Linked DNA regions of Homo sapiens: region 2 is linked to region 1. The links are chromatin loops, found by intact Hi-C in ENCODE. Cell type or tissue: transverse colon. All regions are shown on one strand. Links, peaks and the distances in the headings refer to the core of each region. The heading gives the core; the rest is flanking DNA.

Region 1 (12,486 bases), core at 2,573-10,572:
TCCGGCTGCGGATAATTGATGAGCAGCTCTGGTGCAATGTTTAAATATGCATTAGGCTAATTGCGTGGTAATTAAATAGACAAGACCATTACGGCTGCTCAGGGGCCCATCTGTGTTCTGGTGTCTCCCCGTGCAGCAGACAGGCCTGGGGGTCTCAAGACACTGAGGACCCAGACTGGCAGGGGGATGGACAAGGTGACCCCTCAGAGGGGCTGAAGAGGGCTGGCAAGTGGAGCCTGTAGGCACTGCAGTACGAGGGAGACTTTCCTAACCACAAGTCTCCAGCTATTAAATGAGGGGAGTGAGCTCCCTGTTGTTGGAGTTAAGCAAGCAGATAAACAAGGATCCCTGCAGCATTTTGAGGAAAGAGGTGTGGATAAATTCTGAGATTGCTTCCATTTCCTAGATTCTGGGTTTCTATGATCTAGGTCAAGCCCCTCTCTTTGTTCCTGTCTCACCGCTCCCCCCACCCATGCCCTGCCAAGCAGAGGCATCTTGCCCATGTGGGAGAGTAAGGGAGTGGAGGCCACACAAGCGGCAGGGAGGAGGCCGGAGATCTGATTGCCCCCCACCAAACAAGGATACCCAGTATGTGCTGCAGAGACCCAAGAGATGGGGACCTGCAAGGATAGCCCCAGCCCCTTCCCAGCCTCATTCCTGTCCCTGCAGGAGAGAGGTTTCTGCCAGGGTCTGGGGACAGGCTCGTTTCATCGTCTGGCGCCTCATGTGTAAATATTTCATATCCCCATTGAATATTTTGGGATGATTATGAATTCTTGATGTGATAAGAACCTTGGTATGTATGAAATGCAGTCGGCTGCCACTGGGAGGGAAGGCACAGGGGAAGGCAAATCAGGTAAATCATTACACACCCTGAGCCCAGGCAAACTGGCTGACACCCACATACCAACCGCATGCCAGCACACAACAGCATGTCAGCCACACTCTACCCACATACCACCAACACAACACGCACACGTCATATTCACATGCCACCCACACCAACGGCATGCCACCCATATACCATCCATTTACTCTCTGATCCTGGTAACTGTCATTGTCATCATCAGTGTCATTATCACCATCTCACCCATCCACCTGGCACAAGACCATAAGATGCTGGTCCATGGCCAGCCTCTTACGTGGGGTCAGAAGGACAGGGATCATGATCTTGCATTAACTACAGCACAGAGAGGAGAAGCCACTATCCCTTGGCCACACAGAGACAAAATTACTCATAGGCAGTAAAAACCCTTTATTCGCTTGCATTTAAAAAATCTGTTTCAGGCCAGGCATGGTGGCTCACGCCTGTAATCCCAGCACTTTGGGAGGCCAAGGCAGGCAGATCACTTGAGGCCAGGAGTTTGAGACCAGCCTGGCCAACATGGTGAAACCCCATCTCTCCTAAAAATGCAAAAGTTAGCTGGGCATAGTGGCACATGCTTGTGATCCCAGCTACTAGCAAGGCTGAGATATGAGAATTGCTTGAACCTTGGAGGCTGGGGTTGCAGTGAGCCAAGATCGTGCCACTGCACTCCAGCCTGGGTGACAGAGCAAGACTCAAAAAAAAAAAAAAAATTCTGTTTCAGGCCAGGCACAGTGGCTTACACCGGTAATCCCAGCACTTTGGGAGGCCAAGGTGGGAGGGTCACTTAAGCTGAGGAGTTCGAGACCACCCTGAGGAACATGGTTAAACCCCGTTACCCCGTCTCTACTAGAAATACAAAAATTAGCTGGGCATGGTGGCACGCATCTGTAGTCCCAGCTACTCAGGAGGCTGAGATGGGAGCATCGCTTAAGCCCGGGAGGTTGAGGCAGCAGTGAGCCAAGACTGTGACACTGCATGCCAGCCTGGGCAGCAGACTGAGACCCTGTCTCAAAATAATAAAAAATAAAAAATCTATTTCATTTGGCAATTAAGACATCCATTAGGCCGGGTGTGGTGGCTCATGCCTGTAATCCCAGCACTATGGGAGGCCAAGGTGGGAGGACTGCTTAAACCCAGGAGTTGGAGACCAGCCTGGGCAACATAGCAAGACCTCATCTTTAAAAAAAAAAAAAAGTAAGAAAAAAAATCCATTAAGGGAAGAGGAAGGAGAAAAAGTAGGGTGCAGATGAAACAAGACCGGCCATGTGCTGGTTACTATTGACACTGAGCCCTGGAATATACCAGTCCGTGATAGGATTCTTTTTACTCAGGGATATGTTTCAAATTTTCCATGGTAGAGCTTGTCTGTTTTTGTTTTTGTTTTTGTTTTTTTGAGACAGAATCTTGCTCTGTTGGCCAGGCTGCAGTGCAATGGCATGATCTCAGCTCACTGCAACCTCTGTCTCCCGGGCTCAAGCAATTCTCCTGCCTCAGCCTCCCGAGTAGCTGGGATTACAGTAGTGTGCCACCAAGCCTGGCTAATTTTTGTATTTTTAGTAGAGAGGGGGTTTCACCATGTTGATCAGGCTGGTCTCGAACTCCTGACCTCAGGTAATCTGCCTGCCTCGGCCTCCCAAAGTGCTGGGATTAGAGGCGTGAGCCACCATGCCCAGCTGCTTGTCTGTTTTTTTAAAAATACAGTCTACCTATTGCCAGGGGGCCCCTTCATATGAATTCAAAGGTCTTCCTGTCGGCCTACCCCAGGTGGGGGCTGACCTCGCCAGCCTCCTGCTGTGGGAGCGGAGGGACATGTTTTCCTTGCTTCTCTTCACTTTCCCCTACATAGCTTCTTTTCCCCTTTCCCACCCACCAGGCCACTTCCGCCCCTCCAGGTTTGGGATGAGGGAAAGATGGAGCAAGAAAGGTTTTACTTGCCTGGTACGGTCACACATTCTAGCGAGGCTTTCTGTGGGCTCGGCATGTGGATAACGCTGCCCCATCCTCTCATGGGGGCCTTCACAAGTTCTTTGGAGACAGCCCCTCCCAATGCTTTGCTGAGTGTTCTCGCCTGTCATCAGTCCCGGACATGGGTGTGGCTCTATCCAGCTGTCATTTCATCTGCCTGCAATCTCAGCACCTGCTGGTCCACCCCTTTGGAAAGAATACAAGCCAACCCCAACCAGCCCCCAGATGCTCCATGAGAAATCCTCGGCCAGCAGATCTCACCTTCCACACAGGGAGAGATGAGGCTCGGCTCACCAATACCTCTCTCTTCAGAACCTCCAGCCCCAGAGCCTCCCAACTTCTCTATGGCCTAGAAGTGAATAGTCCAAAGGAGTCCCAGCTCTTGGCACTTTCCTTGCAAGTGCTGCTGGGGTTGTCTCTAACCTCACTTTGGTTGTGGACTAGTTGGCACCTGCTGACTTTGGGACCTCAACTGAGACAGAAATAATGCAATTGAAATTCCTGCTACTCTTGATGTGCATGGATGAGGGAGGCAGAGGAGGAAGGTCAGACAGAAGGAAGAGCGTAGCAAAGGCTGGAGGTGAGAAGTGGAGGAACAAGTTTCCATCTCAGTATGCAGTTCAATGATCTACTGTGCTCAGCACCTAGACCAAAGGAAGAGGGACGTGAGGACAAGGTGGGGAGACTGGGTGCTCTGGGTCTGACCACAGAGGGCCTTTAGTGCTGGGTGAAGGAGTGCAGGTTTTACTAAGGAACCCCATTGCTCTATTGAGGGTGTTCTTAGGTGGACTCCCCAAAAGCAAAGCCTGAGACAGGTACTCACATGATGTGATCACTGAGGAAGAACTCTCAAGAGAAGGGCAGGAAGGAACTCTCAAGAGAAGCAGGGGAGGGCAGGGGAAGGGGCTAAGCAAGGATGTGGTCTCCCGGGGAGTCTGGCTTCAGCCCCATTCCTCAGGGAGCTCTGGAGCAGGAATTCCATCACAGATTCAGCCCTGCTTGAGGCAAGAGAGATAGTCTTGTGTGCCCCATTGGCTGTAGGCCGCCCCCAAGGGGGTGCATAACTTCCAGGAAGCGATGGGTCCCAGGATCCAGGGCAGTTCTCCAAAGATGGAGCAGTTCTGCGTTATCATCAGTCAATATCCACAGCAGTGGCACAAGCACCCCACCCAGGTAAAAGCGAGCCGGTGGGCCCTCAGCAGGGGCCCCTACAAAGGTGTTTGTTTTGGGTTTCAGCTGGGGGCAGTGGGGCATCACATGACAGTTATATGATGGAAAGTTATTTATTCACTCTTATGTGAGACGGTTTGAAGCAGGGATTATAAGAGTCCAGATTAAGAGTCTAAACGGAGAGAGCGGCAGGGGAGAGGGAGAACAAAGACAGATGATTGGGACAAAAGGACAAGACTTGGTAAGGATTTGCCAAAGAATAAATGAGGATGGAGTTGAGATCTTTCAAACCTGGGTAAAGGCCAGGGGGGATGTCATGAAAAGAATTAGTGCAACTTCAGGAGGCACGGGCTTGAAAAGGAAAGTGATTATCTCTGGAATGTGTTGCATTTGAGGTTCCAGCAGATTATTGTATGGGTTTCCTAGGGCTGCCCTCACAAACAGCACAAACCTGAGTGGCTTAAAACAACAGAAACTTATTATCTCACAATTCTGGAGGCCAAAATCAAGGTGTGTCAGCAGGGCCATGCTCCCTCCAAAGGCTCCAGGGAGGAATCCCTCCTCGCATCTTCCTAGCTACTGATGGTTGCCAGAACCAACCACTTGGTTCTCCTTGGCTTGTAGATGCGTCACTCCAGGCTTTACCTCTGTGGGCACGGGGAGTTCTCCTTATGTCTGTGTCCAAGTTGGTGTCCAACTTTCTCTCTTCTGATAAGGATGCCAGTCATTGGCTTAGGGTTCACCCCAATCCAGTATGGCCACATTTTAACTTGGCCAAATAAGGTCACATTCACGGGTACCCCCAGCATATATTTTTGGGGACACAACTCAACCCACAGCAACCCTGCAGGAGGAAATGCCGAATGGGCATTTGAGAATATGGGCCTGCAGCTTGAAAATAGCATCTTCAGGCTGGGTGCTGTGATTCATGCCTGTAATCCCAGCAGTTTGGGAGGCCAAGGCAGGTGGATCACGAGGTCAGGAAATTGAGATCATCTTGGCCAACATGGTGAAACCCCGTGTCTACTAAAAATACAAAAAAAATTAGCCAGGCATGGTGGCATGTGCCTGTAGTCCCAGCTACTTGGGAGGCTGAGGCAGGGGAATCACTTGAACCCACGAGGCAGAGGTTGCAATGAGCAGAGATTGCGCCACTGCACTCCAGCCTGGGTGACAGAGCAAGACTCTGTTTCAAAAAAAAAAAAAAAAGAAAAAGAAAATAACATCTTCAGAAGAAAAAGCTCCAATGGTGGTGCCAGGCTGTGGCCAAAAGGGAGGGAGGGTCTTTTACTACTCTCCTAATCCTCCGCATTTGTGGGGAGGACGGAGCAAAAGAGACATTTGGCGGGAGGGCAGAGCAAAAGAGAGGAGGGACACTCTTTACATTCTTTGTGATGGAGCAGATCCAGCTGGAAAAATTCTAAGATGAGGATATTGAGATATTGAGAGAGGGGGACTGAGGAAGGACTGAACCATCTTCCCAGGGGTCATTGGCGGGGTGTTCAGCATGAGCATGGAGAGCATAGCCCTCCTGATTTGGGAGGGAAACCTCAAATAACTCTCCCAACCAAAACATGAAACATCTACTGTTGGATGCACTTTGTGTCTAGAACATCATCTTCAACAAGCTTCTGATTTCCAAGAGGGGATCACTGATAGAGCTCCTATGAGGTGCTGGGCACTGTTCTGGGTGCTAGGAATACAGTGTGAAACAAAACAGATAATATCCTGGGCTTCATGAGACTGATATTCTAGTAGCACTGCACATTAAACCCATGTTTTTGTCTTTGTTTTTGTCTTTGTTTTTGTTTTGTTTCATTTGAGACAGGGTCTCAATCTGTCCCCCAAGCTGGAGGGCAGTGGTGCTATCACAGCTCCCTGTAGCCTCCACCTGCATGGCTCGAGCAATCCTCCCACCTCAGCCTCCTGGGCAGCTGGGACTACAGGTGCCTGTCACCACACCCAGCTAAGTTTTTAAAAAATTCTGTAGAGACAGGGTCTCGTTATGTTGCCCAGGCTGCTCTTGAACTCCTGGGCTCAAGTGATCCTCTCGCCTCAACCTCCCAAAGTGCTGAGATTACAGGTGTGAGCCATTGCACCCAGCCTAAACCCATGTTTCAGTGAAAATTAACTGCTCGGTTCACTTGCAAGAGCAACAGGTAATCCAAAGCACAGCCTAAAGGCTGTGACAGAATGAGACAGAACAAGTGAGTTTTGATCTGGGTTTGATGTGGGAGAAAGCTCTCGTTCAGGAAAGAACCAGTCTGGGAGTCCAGAGGCTGGTTAGAAATAGATCAGGAAGCTTAAGCAAGTCACCTTCCCTCTCTGGACTTTGGTTTCCTCATCAGTACAGTAAGAGTGCTGCACTAGGTAGGGGGTATATTCCAGCCCTGAAATTCTCCAGGCCTCTGACACATTTGACAACTTCTGGTCCAGCTGCCTCCTCACATCGATGTTTCAATCTCTTTAAATCTCTCAGGGCCCCTTGAACCTGCCTCCCAGCCTCTATTCCCCTCCCTGAGATCACTGCAAATGCCTCTAGAGTCAGATGGTCCCCTCTCTCAGACCGTAAGCTCTCTCTACATCTTTAAGAGGAGAGGCCAGGGGATAGACTGTCCTGGGACTCTTCTCCCTCCAGAGAAAGCTCCTGGCCCTGGATAATAGCTCCAGAAAGAAGACAACTCCACGGACCCTGACAAGAAAGGCCTGAGGTTCAGAGGCTTGTGATCTGCAGCAACCCGCCTACACGCCCTGTTTCACAGATAAATGGGTGGAAGCTGGCCCCGCCTTCTTGCCCACCCATTTCTCCGCCTACAGGTCACCCTTCTGGTACTTCCTCCTCCTTCACAGTCTGGTTGAGTTGTACACTGAAGGATGCTAAAGATAGGCAGAACCCAGGAGGCCGTCTTGTCCAAGCCCTATGTTTGACACTGAGGAGAGCAGAGATCAGAGTGGTTGAGTGACCTGATGGCAGTCACACAGCCAGTTGGCAGAAGGTCTAGCTCCAAAGCTGTATAATTTGGGCTTAGTCTCAGTACCAGGTTTGGAAAAAGGGGCCTCCCTGGTGTCTGGGAGAACACAGGGTGTCCTCTGTGGTTCAGTCCTGGACATGCTGGCCCTTCTCAGTCCCAGGCCAGGACAAGAGCCTGGGGGCGATGACCTTCCTCCCAGCCCAGTCTCTGTCCCATGACAATTTTTTTTTTTTCTGAGATGGAGTCTCGCTCTGTTGCCCAGGCTGGAGTGCAATGGCGTGATCTTGGCTCACTGCAACCTCTGCCTCCCGGACTCAAGTGATTCTCCTGCCCCAGCCTCCCAAGTAGCTGGGATTATAGGTGCACACCGCCATGCCCGGCTAATTTTTTTGGATTTTAGTAGAGACGAGGTTTCACCATGTTGCCCAGGCTGGTCTTGAACTCCTGAGCTCATGCAATCCACCCACCTCGGCCTCCCAAAGTGCTAGGTAGGATTACAGGCATGAGCCACTGTGTCCGGCCAACAATTATTTGTTTTAATGTCCATTTCTTCCCCCACTGTTCTCAGTAACAGGGGGTGACACTGCAGCCTGCATTCATCAGGCTCTGTGCCAACTAGTTTTCTGCCACTTTGGGGCAATAGGAGGCGCTAATGAGATTGGAAGGCAAGAAGAAGGGAAAAGCTGGGTATTTGCTCCCCGCTCCCCCCGCCCCGCCGCTTTGCCTCGGTTGGCATCTTTAGCAGCTGCTGCATCTCCTTCGTGGCTTCAACTGCTGCCCGACAGGCCTGCTGCAGTTCCTTGGGGGCCCACTAATACCTTCCTCCCTTTGTCTTGCAGACTCAGGGCCATAGAGTTTCTTACTCTCACTAGTCTCCACATTGACCCCATCATCTGTTATATGGCTTCTCCATGCTCCCAGCACTTGTATAACCAATCTCCTGTATCGCATTCCTCCTGTTGGAAACATCTGAAGTGTCTTCTGCTTTCCTGTTTAGACTCTGACTGATGGCCCTCTAGAACCACTGTGCTAGGGGAAAATAAAGAGGTCCTTCCACCTCAAACCCCTCTTTGTCCCTCTCTGGCTTCCCTTCCTACCACAGTTATTTTGTTCATTCAGTCAGTCACTTAGTTCATGACTATTTGTTGAGTCCCACCCATGTACCTAGCAAGTTCATGGTTCCCAAACTCTGTGCCAAGGTACCCTGGGGCACCACAGTGAACTCACAGGGGCAGTACGGGATATTTTAAATTTTCTTTTTTTTATATTTCAAGACAGAGCCTCACTCTGTTGCCCAGGCTGGAGTGCAGTGGCATGATCACGGGTCGCTGCAGCCTTGAATTCCCCGGGCTCAGGTGATCCTCCCACCCCAGCCCCTTGAGTAGCTAGGACCACAGGCATGTGCCATCACCCTCAGCTAATTTTTGTATTTTTTGTAGAGGTAGGGTTTTGCCATGTTGCCCAGGCTGGTCTTGAACTCCTGGGCTCAAGTGATCCCCCAACCTTGGCCTCCCGAAGTGCTGGGATTACAGGTGTGAGCTACCACACCTGGCCTTAAGTTTTCAAAGAAAACAGTAACACCACACAAGCTTGAGGTAGTTCACATTCATACTAAACATTAGATTGCACTACATACATTTCTTTTGATGATGTCATATCTTTGCGAAGATAGATTTTCATTGATGCGAAAATCAATGCGAACAAGAAATGAGGATGAGGATGGTGTTCGACCTGATTTCAAGGTTTGTCAATGGGCCAGGTGCAGTGGCTCATGCCTGTAATCCCAGCACTTTGGGAGACCGAGGTGGGTGAATCACTTGAGGTCAGGAGTTCGAGACCAGCCTGGCCAACATGGTGAAACCCCATCTCTACTAAAAACACAAATATTAGCTGGGCCATGGTGGTGCACATCTACAGTCACAGCTACTCAGGAGGCTGAGGCAGGAGAATCGCTTAAACCTGGGAGGTGTAGGTTGCAGTGAGCTGTGATCGTGCCACTGCACTCCAGCCTGGGTGACAGAGTGAGACTCTGTCTCAAAAACAACAAACAAACAAACAAACAAACAAACAAAAGGTTTGCCAACAGGCACACAGATTCTGCCAGTTAGTAACTACAATTAAGAATGAAATAAGGCCAGGTGCAGTGACTCGTCCCTGTAACCTCAGCACTTTGGGAGGCCCAAGGCAGGTGGATAAACTGAGATCAGGAGTTCAAGACCAGTCTGATCAACATGGTGAAACCCTGTTTCTACTAAAAATACAAAAATTAGCCAGGCGTGGTGGCACACACCTGTAATCCCAGCTACTCAGGAGGCTGAGGCAGGAGAATCACTTGAACCCAGGAGGCGGAGCTTACAGTGAGCCAAGATGGCACCATTGCACTCCAGCCTGGGTGACAGAGTGAGACTCCGTCTCAAAAAAAACTAAAAAAAAAGAAAGAAAAATATGGGCTGGGTGCAGTGGCTCAAACCTACAATCCTAGCACTTTGGGAGGCCAAGGCAGGAGGATTGCTTGAGCCCAGGAGTTTGAAGCTGCAGTGAGCTATGATCACACCACTGCATTCCAGCCTGGGTAACAGAGTGAGACCCTGCCTCAAAAAAGAAAAAGAAAAATTAAATAAATAAAAATAAAAATATTTTTTCTTTCAATTTATATGTATTATTTTTCAAATGGCTACTAAATTATTAGGATATAAATACATATTAAGTTCTTCAGATAAAGCTACTTAATAAATGGAAGTGTTAGGTATTTCTTTTGATCTAGGGGCATCATGAAAAAAAATTAAGACACTAATGGAACTGTGACCCAAGAAAGTTTGGAAACCTCTATATTAGAGAACAGGGATGTCTCCAATTTAGAACAAGACAAGGTCCCTGCTCTTAAGGAGCTCATTCTAGAGGGAAAGGAAGATGGACTTGTTAGCTATTGCTGTGTGACAACTTACTACACACTTAGACGCTTAAAACAACACACATTCCTTATCTCAGTTTCTGTGAGTCAAAGGTTCTGGCATAGTTTACCTAGGCCCTCTGCTCACGGTCTCAAAAAGCTCCGCCAGGTGAGACCATGAGCACAGCACCCAGGTAAACTTTGGGCTGCAGTCTCAGCAGAGGTTTAACTGGAAAAAGATCTGCTTCCAAGCTCCATCAGATCCCGGGCAGAGTTCATTTCCTTACTTGGTGGCTTGATTCTTCAAGGCCAACAGGAGTCTTTCACCTCAAGGACGGCGTCAGTTCCTTTTTTAGGGCCTTTCCCCTGATTAAGTCAGGCCCACACAGGGTAATATCCCTTTTTTATTGAATTAAAATCAACTGGTTTTGAGCTGCTAAATCTCTTCACCTTTGACACAGTCTATGGACTAGAGGCAAACCACAGGTCCCACCCACACTCGAGGGGAGGGGATTATACAAGGGCATGTCTCTCTGGCATGGGGTCACTTTAGAATGTGTCCAACCAACATGCCGGGAATTATGGAATTACAAGAGTGATCATCTTTTCAGAAGGAAAAGTTCAATGTTCTGTGGGAGTGAAGAACCCAGTCTGAGTGGGGGCAGGGACAGTCTCCTGAAGCAATAATGTCTGAGCTGAGACCCGAAATTCAAACAGGAATGAAACAGCCCACATGTGGGGGAAGAGTGCCCCAGGAAGATGAAATGGCGTGTGCAAAGGTCCTGCGGCCAGAGAAAGCTGAGTGAGTTAAAGGAACTTAAAGTCTAGTTTGACTGGCATGTAGAGAGTTGGAGAAGGACTTGGAGCTGGAGAGAGAGATGCTTCCCAGCCCAGGCTTTCCTCGCAGCCACTAAGCAGCCTGTTGTTGCTGCAGTTAAGACAAGTATCAATAAAGCCAAAGCCACACACAAAATATGAACAATGGTTACCTCTGCAGGGGCTATTACTAAGAAAGGGCACAAGAGCACCTTTGGAGGTGCTGGAAATGTTCTCCCTCTTGCTCGGAACAGTAGTGACATGAATGTGTACATTTATAAGAAGTCATTGTGCTTAGACTTAAGATTAGAGAACTTTAACGTCTATAAGTTATACCTCCACAAAGTGCTATTAAATAAAAGCAAATAAGACATAAACACAGAATAGGTCCATATGTGCATCAGCTCCAGGCTGTGATCCTGACACCTACCAGGCACCTCCAAAGCTACACCACTGGTCCCCAGGGAGGAAGGACCTGAGATGCTTAGGAGCCAGTTCCATTTGGTCAACATATGTTTACTGAGAACCTTCCCTGCCCCATTTGCAACTGGCTCAAGGTTATAGAAGGAGGTTTAAGGTTATGGAAGGCACTGCTCCTGTCTCCCAGGGGCTTATAACCTAGCAGGGAAACCAACTCCAGAACTGACTGCAGTAGATGACAGAGAGATCTGGTAAAAACTGCAGGCAAGGGCTCAGGAAGAAGTGGCTAATTCCATTTGGGGATCTGAGGAGTCACTTAAAGGAAGAGGCATTTGAATGGGCCTCTGTCAAATGACATTAGAGACTTCCAGTTGTTCCCTAATATGTTCTCTCTCCTTCTTTCATAGTAATACAATCCCAGATCAGAGTTTTAGCCAGGTACATGATTCAAAATAAAGACTAAATGTCACACCGCTTCTTTGCAGCTGGCCGATGGGATGTATGTGAAAATGCAGCATGGTACCTTGGGTAGGTTTCCTTAAAAGCAGCCACACATGCCCTTGTCCTCTTTGATGCTTAGAATGCAGAGTTAGGCCAGGTGTGCTGGCTCAGGCCTATAATCCCAGCACTTTGGGAGGCTGAGGCAGGTAGATTATGTAAGGTCAGGAGTTGGAGACCAGTCTGGCCAACATGGTGAAAACCTCTCTCTCCATTAAAAAACAAAACAAAAAACAAAAATTAGCCAGGCATGGTGGCCGGTGCCTGTAATTCCAGCTACTCGGGAGGCTGAGACAGGAGAATCACTTGAACCTGGGAGGTGGAGGTTGCAGTGAGCCGAGATTGCACCACTGCACTCCAGTCTGGGTGACAGAGCAAGACTCCATCTCAAAATAAAGAAATTAATTAATTTTAAAAATGTTTTAAAAAGAACACAGAGGTAATGGTTGGAGTCATAGCCACCATCTTGGATTATGAGGATGGGAACCATATCCTTGAGACAAATCAGTAAACTAGAATAAGCCTGGGTCCCTAAGGACTATATGGACTTTTATATGAAAGAGAAATAACATCTATCTTAAGTTACTATTATTTGGTGTCTCTATTGCTGGCAGCTGAACCTAATGCTAACTAACAAAAGAGTAGGAATGGGATCGGTAGAAATCACAGTGGCTGAGGGACAAATGTATGCAGATGCCTGGTGTGTTCTGGGAAAGTTGCCACATGCAGGGTGTCTTAGTCTGTTTTGCATTGCTATATAAAGGAATACCTGAGGTTGGGTAATTTATAAAGAAAAGAGCTTTACTGGGCTCAAAGTTCTGCAGACACTAGCGTCTGCTTCTGATGAGGCCTCAGACTGCTTCCACTCATGGTGGAAGGGAAAGGAG
Region 2 (12,486 bases), core at 1,929-9,928, 750 kb after region 1:
TTTGAGTTGACAGCTTTGCTTATAAACATTGGTTCTAAAAAATACCAATTAATGATTCATTTGAATCCTGCTTTGCTCTGATACTGTCCAAATTCTGGCATTTCATGTCATGTCGTCGTCTTTTACCATATAAACTTCAGTTTTATCAAGGCAAAGACAGTAAAAAATACTTTCAAGTAAAAATAATACAAATAACAAAGGATCTATTTTACTGTTGTGAACTCTGACAATTTCCTCTTTGCATTAAAAAAGATAATAAGTGTCAAACCAGTTATTATAACACATGACAGCTTCAGAATAGAGACAGCGTATCCAGCTTTATATTATTCAGTATAGACACATGGGAAAAGAGCAAACAGTTTTTCTAACAGATTTCTCTGCCTCAATGCCAATATGGCAAATAATCATAGGAAAATGTTATTACTATACCTAATTTTCCCTTGGAGCTTTTAAATAGAAACTTTTGTTAACTGATTTTTAAAATATGCACAGGGAGTGAGGACAGCAACAACACTACATGGGGCCCTGCCAGTGACATTCAGGCTTCAGAGAGGTGACACCTGGGATGGGTGGGGTTCTGAAGATTAATAAGGGCTGAGGACCAGGGGATGCATCACAAAGACAGATGTCTATCCTAAAAGGGAAGAGCTCCTGAAATGGCATGAATTCCACTGAGGGAGAAGTTGGGGAAATGAAATGAGAAAGCTTAATCTGCGCTTTCTTTCTCTAATTACTGGGGATGACAATCAAAATTAGAGGAGAGTAAAGTAATCCAGATGTACAAGGAACAGAAGCAAAATGAAGTAGTTAAAAGACATTTTATTAGAGACTAAGAGCGATTCACTTCAACTAAGTGTTACCTAGTACCTACTATGTGCTAGCTGTAACATCGAAATACAATTGAATAGACAGGGCTTATTTTGTAAGAGCAAACTCTCATCTACAGGACATGCCAGGGGCAGAATCATGCTTACAATAAGATGCTCAGAAGCAAGACTGTCTTTTCCTTTATACCTAAAAAAGCTTGTTTAGCAAACAGAGTTATCTTTATCTGAAATGCTTCTAATCCTGTGCTTTGTATTTATATCCATACCTTTTAGATAAGACCTACTTTATTGCCAATTCTCACATTTTACTGAGCTAACGAGCAGTATCTATATTTGCTGATTTTATTTTCTGTCACCCTAGTGTTATCATAACTTAATGCTATCAGGGAATAGGAAAGAATCAATGCTGATTATAGTTAAGAAAGCGAGGATGAAAGCAATACGAACTGGGGGTATTTGAATTTGTAAAGCCTCTACAGGAGGTCTTCTTATCCTCGAGTCATTTAAGAATTACTCACTTAACTCAAACTGAGCAACGATGCCACGAACACATCAAGTAAAGCCATCAGTGGCTCTGTGGTGAGGCAGCATGGTTTAGTGGAAAGACAATTCACACAAGGTCTTTAGAGTCAGGTGAACCCGTTTTTGAAATCTGGCCCCATCACTTTTTAAAAACGGTGCAACCTCTCTGGGCTTCAATTTCTTCATCTGTAAGAATGAGAATACCCCTGCTGCCACAGGGATGTTATACAGGATTAGGTAAGACAAAAAGCATGTGTGAGTGCCTAAGAGGAAGCAGCATGTGGTCAATACATGCTGTTTCCTCTCTTTTCCCTCAACTGCTTCCTACCAGGAAGGGGGAGGGGGTCAGAAGTTTAAAAATTTTACCACCAGTCTCTGATTACGTGCGTATATATGTGAGGAGAAACATGTGCAAAGGAAGGTTATATATTTCTGAGTACTGGGCTCTCATGAGCTTTGCCACCTTTAAAATATTTTGGTTTTATTTTATTGATTTTGACTATCATATTAGCTTACTCATATATATCATCTGACACATCCATTTACTGGTCTTTTAAGCATCTCTGGGCATGTGGATGCTTGAAAAATAGTTTATTAGTATGATTTGACTATCTCTATCTTGTCTCCTATTTTTTTTAGAGAATTACATGGCCGGCAGTGAGGATGGTGTCAAATCTCATCAGTCATCTACAACCACTTTCTCTGACCCTTTCTGCATCATTGAATTTGACTCCCTTTCTTCCCATACTCTCCTTAGAGGACCTAAGAGGAAATGTGCATGGGCAGACAAAACAGAAAACTAAAGGAGGGAAGATAAGTGGGTTCTTGGCTTCCGGAAGGATTCTGACCTACTTCACTTGCCTTCAAATTCTGTGTGAATTTATTTCAGAAGCTACAGGGAAGAGCTAAGAACTCCTGTTTTCCTTGGAGAAGGGAAGAAACAAATGCCAGATTAAAACTCAGAGGAAACTCTGGAAATTATAAGCGAGGCTGCTACTATATAATGACCAAGTCGCCTTGGTATGTCTTGTGAGCTAAAATTCCATTTCACTTTTATCATATATAAAACCAGGATTATAGCTCCAGGAGGAGCTACAATCTGTGTTCTCTTTGGTCTATCTGAACATCCCAAATAGTATCACAGTCTACCTGAAGAAGTGCTGCTGAAATAGACTGACAATGCTTCAATTATTTTGGCTGCAGGCAAAGACAAAATAAGTCTCAGGAGTTCTCCAAAAGCTCAAAAAGTTCTCTGTAAACTATGCTGTTATCAAATGGAAACTACAAGAACGCGACCAACACCACAGGAGGAGAGATTTCCCTGGGCTTTGCTCTGGCTATGAAAGAGTTTCCAAATATACAATGAAAAGTCAGTGGAACCTGACAGGCGCCCAATGTGGAGCACAGGGGTTCAGACACACAACCCCTCCAGCTCCTCTCCCGACGGCTTCCCACCCACTGAGCACTGGCCAAACCCTGGTTAAGCGAGCACTGACCTTCCTGTTTATCTGATAATCCACACAGTGTAGATGGGAAAAAATTGAAAGATAGAAAGGAGGAAGCATAAAAAAAATCATTTCCTCAATGTTAGTAAAAACATAAATTGGTTACATGACAAACATGAGGTGGTGACTATGTTAATGGTACAATGGCAAAGTTATTACAATCTTTGGAAGAAAAAAAAAATCCCATTTCTTCACAACTTTCCAACATTTTAAAATCCAAGCCCAGGCTTGAATCACTGCTTTATGAGGTAACACTCCCTTTCTGACTGCATCCGTGTGACTGGGCCACCAAGTCCCACTGATGTAGTTGGTATTACTACTGCTCAATCAACACCTCTCAGAACAACAACTTTCACTTCAGAATCCAAGCCTCAAGTTATAGGGGGCACTAAAATCTTTTTTTATTTTTATTTTTATTTTTAAAAGACAGGATCTGGCTCTGTCGCCCAGGCTAGAGTGCAGTGGCGTGATCTCGGCTCACTGCAACCTCCACCTCTCGGGCTCAAGCAATCCCGCTGCCTCAGCCTCCTGAGTAGCTGGGACTACAGGTGTGCACCACCATGCCCAGCTAACTTTTGTATTTTTGGTAGAGAAAGGGTTCCGTCATGTTGCCCAGGCTGGTCTGGAACTCCTGGGCTCAAGCGATCCTCCTGCCTCGGCCTCCCAAGGTGTGGAGATTACAGGCATGAGTCACTATGCCCAGATGAGCACTAAAATCTTTAAATAAACGCTCTTTTCTATAGACTGCTAAGAGAAATAGAAGGGAAAAAAGCAATACAATACTTAAGATTTACTGGAGAAGTACTACTGGGAATTGAGGGGAGAGTGTACTCTTTGGAAACAGATAAACGTAGCTCTGAAACCCTGCCTTGCTCCTTGCTAGCTGCATGATTCTGAGCAAGCTTCTTGATACTCAGCTTCCTCATCCATAAATACGGGGAGCAATGCACTTCCTTTGCAGGGCTCTTGTGGGCTGAGAGACAGCATGCATTCAACACTCAGAGTACCTCTCCTTTGTCGGTGCTCAATAAACAGTAGCTCATCTCTGCCATTCCTGGAGTTAAGGCAGAAGACCCACAGTACAGCACTCTGCTTAGGAGCTCTTATGAAAGTGTAGGTCAGATTGGTGCAAGTCCTGTCAAATGGGCATTGGTGGGTTACACAATCTGCTTTTAGCCTCTCATTTAAATTAAGCATGGGCCAGAACATCAAACTCTTTTCAAGAAATCAGTGCTGTAACTGGGACCCTGAGACTACCTCCATGCAAAGTAGTATATAAGTAAAAAGCTCTAATTTTGCTTGTAGCTCAGCTATAGAACACGCCAAAACCCCCCACCAAACCCACTGTTCTAAGTAATGGAAGTGTACTCTGAGAACCATCTGAAAAGAAGCCTGACAACTTGCCTGTCTTATTCCCCACCTGACCTCAATCTTTCTTCCTCTGAGTGGATGATTCCAGTGCCAGTTTTAGATCCAGTGCCTACCCAAGATTTGGCGCTTCCCAAACAGACTGTAGTGTTGGTAGACAGCATATAGCCATCACACAGGCTGACACTAAGAGATAGTGGGTATGAATGTGCGCTCTGTGCAAAATCCTCATGGGGAAGGAAGGCAACACCTGGGTACCTTTGGCAATGTAAAAATTCCCTTCTTTTAAAAATGCTCTTTAAACAAAGAGCTTTATATCTAGACTCAAAAATGCCTTTCCATCAGTATCAGCTTCTCCCAGGTAAAAGGAAGTGAAGACAGAAACAATGGAAATCCCATTGAGTAGGGAGAGGCAAAACAGAAAGGTTTATTCTAACGTGAGAGGAGCCCATGATGATGTGAAAGGGAAAGAAGAGAGAAGAATGGCATATAACCTGGAAGATTCAAGTACATTCACAGATAGATACTTTCCCAAGGTGTGCAGGAATCTAGCCCTTCTTCAAGGAGACAACCATAGCATCATATAATTCAAATTAATTCCTTTCTGAATGAGAGCTGAGTAACAAAGACAAAACTTGGCAAGATGGCACAGCACAGTGAGTGCAAAATTGTATTCCCAGTTGATACTTGGTGAGATGTTAGGTTGTCAGCTTAATGTAAAATAAAATGAGGCCGCACATCGTAAAGTGTTTTGAAAAGTAAAAATCCAAGGGAGATAGGAAGGCAGCATTTTAATGAGTCTAGAGAAAATGAATTCCAGGGTGAGCAGCTCTGCTCACGACCTCTTTTCAGTTGGTATCCCATAGGCCTCTGGGAAGCGGGGCACATGAGGGAGGGGCCAGTGCCTGCCTCCACACTACCCCCTCTCCCCTAATGAGGCTGGCAGCACCATTTGCTAGCACCTGGCAGATGAGAGAGAAAGAAAACCTGGTGTGGAGACCCCCATCCATTAAAGGCAAGAGAGTGAAAAGTGGGAGAGAAAGCTCCCAAGTTCAACAGCAGTGACCTAGGGTCATGCAGTGAGGACTTACAAAGGTATAAAAGCTTCTTTATTCAGGTGGTTCCTTTCAGCGCAACTTATTTGATGATGCTTAATGCAGGCAGTTAAAAGAACAGTTCAGTTGGATATAACTTACAGTACGTCACACAAATCTGGAGTGCCCAAGGAACATTAGTTTCAGGGAACACACTGAGATTATAACCAGCCTTTTTGCCAGGGGCAGCTTGTAACTCAGAAAGTCATGTTTCATTTAGGATGTGCTGTATAATGTTGAAGGGGAAAGTAACTATTTTGTTTTGTTGTGTTTCTTCCCAGTCCAAGAAGAAAGCATTTGGAGAAGTGCTACACATGCTCAACTGAACTTCCTGTCAAATTGTTCTCACTCGTTTGGGCACAAGTCTGCTTAAGCCATCTCTCATTAACATTTACTCTTGCCCGAAGCCCTCTACGCCCCCAACCCCTGCTAATCTTCCACAAGCAAGCTGATCACACTGGGATCTCCTTTTCCCAGACACGTTTGATTCTCACTTTCTCCTGAACCTAGAAATGTGCTTCCCACCAAAGCATGCCAGGCACTAACTCGTCCCTACTGAAAGGGGCTGTTAAAAGCTCATCTTCTTTCCAGATGGTAGTGAGGTGTGAGGTGATCCTTTCTCTTTCTTTTTTTTTTTTTTTTACTTTTAGCTACCCCTCAATTCTGGTGTTCAGTAACAATGTATTCCACTTAAAAGAGAGAAATCATATTAATTATTCTAAGATATAAACACTTAATTTTATTCATGCTCTTGAATTACTTTCCTTTCTACCGCATGTTTGTGTAGCTGTTATATGAGTCCTTTCTACTGATGTAGCTGTCATTCCTTCAACTCAGTTCTTGCCAAACACTGAGCTATGTCTGGAGATACAAAGATAACTACTCTTGTTGAAGAGATGCCAGTTTAGTGGGGGAGACAGACATGTAAACAGATCTGTATCTGAGATAGATGGCCTGGGTAGGAAAAGAATATATATAGCACAAATAACTCAGTGGACCTGCAAAAACAGAGCTTGAGGCCATGATATACCACAAAGACCCACCAAGGCACAAGCACTGTCAACATGAAGGTAAGGCTTCCATTTTTGCCTCTTTCAATCTGGGTACATCTATTCTACATACTCTGCCTTTCCTCCTGTTACAGGAAAAGAAGGAACCTCAATTCTACCTAAAGTCAATCTTCTCCTTGAGCTAGAGATCCAGCCCCTCTCCCATAATGAGGTACACGGCCCCTACAAAGATCCACTCTCCTGCATTATCAAATCCTCCCTCCCTGTGGTATCATTCCAGTCCACACACACACATACCTTAACATCATCCTCCCTTGACCCTAGGTCCCCCTCCATCCTCTTCATCATTTCTCTGCTTCCCCTCCCAGTGATACTTTATCTTCTACATGTATTGCTACCCCTATTCCCTCAGCCTCTATTCCCTTCTCCCTTGACTCCACTGAAATGGCTCTTAAAGGACGCCACTAAGCTCTATCTTGCTACAACCAGGAGTCGATTTTCTGTTACCTACTGCCCTCTCCCATCTCCCCTCCTCATACCGAAAGACTGACTTTTTAAGACTTCCATGAAAATGTTGTCCTTGTTTTCTTCCTGCCTCACTGGCAGCTCCTTCCCAGTCTCTTGTATTCACTTTTCCTTGCCCACCTGCTGTCTGGTCTTCCCTATAGTCCATTCTCACACTAGATCACACTAGAGTTATCTTTCAAAAATCTCAACTACCATCACCTGGTTTAAACCCTTCTATGGTTTCCCATCATCCTTAGAATTCGACACTATCAAGTCCCTGTAGGACATGGCTCCTGTCTATCTGTCTGCCCTCATTGCTAAACATACCTTCCTCCCAACACCCTACAGACTATCTACCCACCAGATTTCAGAAACACATGGCCTTCTTTCTGTTCCTCAAAAACCCCAAGCTAGTTTCTACTTCACAGCCTTTACTCTTGCTGTTCCCTAGCCTGGAACACTTCTCCCTTAGATTGCTGCATAGCCAAGCCAACTTCTTGTAATTCAAGTTTTGGCTCAACTCACTTCCTCAGAAAGGCCTTCCCTGACCGTTCTGCTCAAGTGCTCCTTCCCCAAACTCAACCACTGGCTAGCTTATTCCCCCATTCCAATTTTGTCAAACTATGACTAGTCAGTATCACATTTATTTCTTTACATCTCATTTTTCTCTCTCTCCTACTACAATGTAAACTGCGTTAAGCAACAACTTAATCTCGTTTACTGCTATATGTCTACTTCCAGGCACAGTGTTTAGTATATTGTGGGTGCTCCGTAAACATTTTACTCAATGGATAAATGAAATGACGATGAAATCCTTGTTTAGAATCCTGTGTTCAGCTCTTTGCTCTTCAACTGTAGACATGCACAGAAGCATAAAGGTGAGACATAATAACTAGTGCACAGGGAAATCAGACCTATGAAACTAGAACTAGAATTACTAAGGAAGTGTTATATTTTTATTCTTCAGGGGTAATCATTAGTTGTTTTTTAAATGTCTAATGAGGATTAAATAAAAAGAAATGGATTAAAGGTTCAGCAGATGGGCAAAAGTTCTAGAGTAGATAAAATGTGGGTTAGATTTATAAAAACACTTCCTGGGACTGACTACTATTTGAGATTATAATCAGTTCCTGAAGAAGAATACTGGATATCTTTTTAAAACAAAAAGAGATAACAGTAATCCTTTATCAACTGAGTGCTTCCTTTGTACCAAGACCTCTGCTAAGGCTGTTTTACAAGCCTGATCTCCTTTGACATTTGTAGCAACCCTATGAGACAGGTACAGGGATAGCTGGGAGATGTCATGGGTTCAGTTTATGACCACACAATAAAGCAAGCCACACAAATCTTTTGGTTTCTCAGTGCATATAAAAATTACGTTTACACTGTATGGTAGCCTATTAAGTGTGCAACAGCATTATGTCCAAAAAAAGTACAGATTATTAATTAAAACATACTTTATTGCTAAAAAATGTTAACAATCATCTGAGTCTCAAGTGAGTCATAACCTTTTTGCTGGTGGAGGATCACGCCTCAATGTTGATAGCTGCTGACTGATCAGGGTGGTGGTTGCTGAAGGCTGGGGTGGCTGTGACAATTTCTTAAAGTAAGACAATGATGAAGTCTGCTGCATCTATTGACTCTTCTTTCATGAAAGATTTATCTGTAGCATACGATGCTGTTTGACAGCATTTTTACCAATAGTAGACCTTCTTTCAAAATTGAGGTCAATCCTCTCAAACCCTACTACTGCTTTATCAACTAAGTTTGTGTGACAGCCTAAATCTTTTGTTCTAGAATCTACCATTTCAACAATATTCACTGCATCTTCACCAGGAGTAGATTCTATCTCAAGAATTCTATCTTCACTTTCTTTGCTCATCCATAAGAAGCAACTCCTCAACCATTAAAGTTTGCAGCAATCCAGTCATATCTTCAGACTACACTTACTGCTGTTAATATTTTGACCACCTCTCACGAATCACAAATATTCTTAATGGCCTCTAAATGGTGAATACTTTCCAGAAGGCTTTCAATTTGCTTTGCCCAGATCAGAGGAATCAAAAGAATTTGCCATCAAAGGAATCACTATCTATAGCTATAAGCTATAGCCTTACAAAATGTATTTCGTAAATAAGACTGGAAAGTTAACATGATTCCTTGATCCACGGGCTGCAGAATGGATGTTGTGTTAACAGGCATGAAAACAACATTCATCTCCTTGTACAGCTCCATCATAGCTCGTGGGTGACCAGGTACATGGTCAATGAGCAGGAATATTTTGAGAGGAGCTGTTTTGTCTCAGCAGTAGGTGTCAGCTGTGGGCTTAAGATATTCAGGAAACCATGCTGTAAACAGATGTGCAGTCATCCAGGCTTTGTTGTTCCATCTACAGAGCACAGGCAGAGTAGATTTAGCATAACTCTTAGGGCCCTAGGATTTTCAAAGTGATAAATGAGCACTGGCCTCACCCTAAAGTTACCAGCTACATTAGCCCCTAACAAGAGAATCAGAAATGTCCTTTGAAGCTTTAAAGCCAGGCAGTGACTTCTCCTCTCCAGCTATTAAAGTCCTGGGTGGCATCTTCTTCCAATAGGAGGCTATTTCATCTATCTTGAAAATCTGCTGCTTAGTGTAGCCACCTTCGTCAATGATCTTAGCTAGGTCTTCTGGGTAACTTGCTGCAGCTTCTACACAAGCAGCTGCTGCTTCTTCTTGCATTTTTATGTTATGGAGATGGCTTCTGTTCTTCATCTTATGAATCAACCTCTGCTAGCTCCAAGATGAATCAACCTCTGCTAGCTCTAAGCTTTTGTTTTGCACCTTCCGCACCTCTCTCAGCCTTCACAGAATTGAAGAGTTAGGGCCTTGCTCCGAATCAGGCTTTGGCTTTAGGGAATGTTGTGGCTGGTTTGGTCTTCTATCCATACCCACTCAAACTTTCTCCATATCAGCAATGGCTGCTTTGCTTTCTTATCATTCCTGTGTTCACTGGAGTGCTTGGACTTTCCTTCAAGAACTTTTCCTTTGCATTCACAACTTGGCAAACTGTCTTAAGAGGCTTAGCTTTCAGCCTATCTCAGCTTTCAACATGCCTTCTTCACTAAGCTTAATCATTTCTAGCTTTTGATTTAAAGTGAGAGAGATGTGGCTCTTCCTTTCACTTCAACACTTAAAGAGACTACTGTAGGGTTATTAACTGGCCTAATTTCAATATTGTATCTCAGGGAATAGGGAGATTGGAGGACAGGGAGAGATGGGGGAACAACCAGTCAGTGGAGCAGTCAGAATACACACATTTATCTATTAAATTCTGTCTTCTATGGGTGTGGTTTGTGATGTTCCAAAACAATTACAATAGTAACATCAAAAATCATCGATTACAGATCACTACAATAGATATAATAATAATGAAAAGTTTTGAAATATTGTGAGAATTACCAAAATGTGACATAGGCACACAAGTAAGCACATGCTGCTGGAAAAATAGGGCCAAAACACTTGTTGAACACGGAGTTGCCATAACCTTCAGTTGGTAAAAACAAAACAAAATACCACAGTATCTGCAAAGTGTAACAAAAAGGGGTATGCTTGTAGCACTATTCTCATTTTAACTTGAAATGGTCAGATAGTTGGTAAATGACCAAGCTGGGACTGAATTCGGTCCATTTAACTCTAAAATCTGTGCTTAACACTTATGTTTACAAGAGAGAGTTGAGATGGGCCCTGCTGAGAGCATGAGAGTTAACTACTTGAATCTGTACCCAAATCTAGGATTCTAACATATTTTCAGGAACAGCACAAAGGACACAATATAAAGAACAATTTAAAATAGTCCTGTGTAAGGTAGATTCCATCTTTGAGCTTTTGGTTATAAAGACATTTGAAGAACTAGACAAAATTATGTGCTTGTGGTTATCCATTATATAAATTATCTCCTGTCATTCTGAAGGATTATTTTATTTATAATCTGAAGACCTACCTTAGGAGGGGGTGGGCTGGGTGTGGTAGCTCATGCCTGTAATCCCAGCACTTTGGGAGACCGAGGAGGGCAGATCACTTGAATTCAGGAGTTCAAGACAAGCTTGAGCAATGTGGGGAAACCCCAGCTCTACAAAAAATACAAAAATTAGCTGGGCATGGTGGCACATGCCTGTAATCCCAGCGACTCTGAAGGCTGAGGTGGGAGGATCACCTGAGTCCAGGGAGGTCGAGGCTGCAGTGAGCTGAGATCACGCCACTGCATTCCAGCCTGGGTGACAGAGCGAGAGAGACAGAGAGAGAGTCAGCGAGAGAGAGAGAGAGAGAGAGAGAGAGAGAGAAGGAAGGAAAGAAAGAGGAAAGGAAAGGAAAGGAGGAAAAGAGAAGAAAAGAGAAGAAAGGAAAAGAAAAGAAAAGAAAAAAGAAAGGTGGAGGGGAATCGAGTTTGCAAGTATCACCAGGTATGACTAAAACAATTTCTTGCTCCTTTAAGGTTTTGAACAGAGATCAGCAAACTATGGCCTGCGAGCCAAAAATAAATTTTATATTTTTAAAGTATTGTTTAGAAAAAGAATAATTTGTAACAGAGACTTTATGTTGCCCACAAGGCCTGAAATTTTTATTATCTGGTCCTTTACCAAAAACATTTGTTGACCTCTGCTCTAGATCTTAAAAATGGGTGCACAAAGTATGAAATAGGTGTAATAGAGAATAAAGTCCCTAGTTAGAAAAAGCAATTCCCTAAAGGTTGTTTTTTTTGAGACAAGGGATCAAGCCATCCTCCCACTTCGGCCTCCCAAGTAGCTGGGACTACAGGTGCATGCCATCACCTCTGGCTAATTTTTAAATTTTTTGTAGAGACAGTGTCTTGCTGTGTTGCTGGTCTTAACCTCCTGGCTTCAAGCTATCCTCCCACTTCGGCCCCCCAAAAGTGTAAGCCACCATGCCCAGCCCCTACAGGTTTAAGTGTCCAAGGGATTTTTTTTTTAATATCAACAACAAAGATTCCCAGAGTCAGATTTTCAAATGGATCTAGCCTCCCAACTTAGCATCAATGAGATGATATTAGGGGACAAAAAAAGAAAAAGAAGATGCTGAGAAGCTTGGGGAAGAATCAGAATTATCCAGGTTTAGAGCTGCAAGGAACCGTATAGAAACTATGGACCAACGTTCTCTAGCTCCGTAAATGAAGAAACACCCAGGGACGAGGCAGTGACTTCAGGCTGCGATGTGTCGGCATAGCACAGTCCTGTCTCCGGGCTCCTAGGCCACGTCTATTCTCACTGTGCCATGAGGCCTTTACCTTATTACAGAGACATGCTCTGCAAACCAAGGTGTGGTGGACAGCTTTTTAAAACGTCAGACGAAAACCAGCAGCTCTGCAAAGAATGTGTGATCTGAAGGTGAAGTCTCAACCCATTTTGTTAAGAAAAATTAATGTTTCTTTTTTTATAATGCTTTTTTGAATTTCAAAAGTGGTACACATTCATTATAGAATTTTCATTAAGAAAATTATTTTTCAATAAGGAAATTCAAAAAAAGAGAATAATTATTCATAATCTCTCCATCCAATAATAAAATATTTTCAACATTTTATTATTTCCTTGCAACTTTTTTTTTTTTTTTTGAGACAGAATCTCACTCTGTCATCATCCAGGCTGGAGTACAGTGG

Evidence for each region. Peaks named below come from ENCODE experiments on the same cell type or tissue, not always from the same donor. Only the 100,000 strongest peaks of a DNase experiment are listed, where the experiment ranks them.
Region 2: a loop joins it to region 1, with 6 times the contacts of the local background. A loop is called at or near these places in 4 of 110 quality-filtered maps.

Annotation. Positions count from the first base shown.
Region 1 is chr6:37,725,249-37,737,734 of GRCh38, forward strand. No RefSeq gene overlaps it. Among named protein-coding and RNA genes, the nearest start is that of MDGA1, 34 kb to the left of the region's middle. RefSeq lists enhancers at 2,811-3,311, 6,662-6,711. In transverse colon, for the core only: no CTCF peak of the experiment used is centred there; a DNase peak (open chromatin) is centred at 6,786.
Region 2 is chr6:38,476,470-38,488,955 of GRCh38, forward strand. The region is part of intron 6 of BTBD9 (BTB domain containing 9); the gene reads right to left. It overlaps BTBD9-AS1 (BTBD9 antisense RNA 1), which reads left to right and starts at 5,127. Exons shown (of 2, transcript NR_144472.1): 1 at 5,127-5,317; 2 at 5,598-6,058. RefSeq lists an enhancer at 917-1,440. In transverse colon, for the core only: no CTCF peak of the experiment used is centred there; no DNase peak of the experiment used is centred there.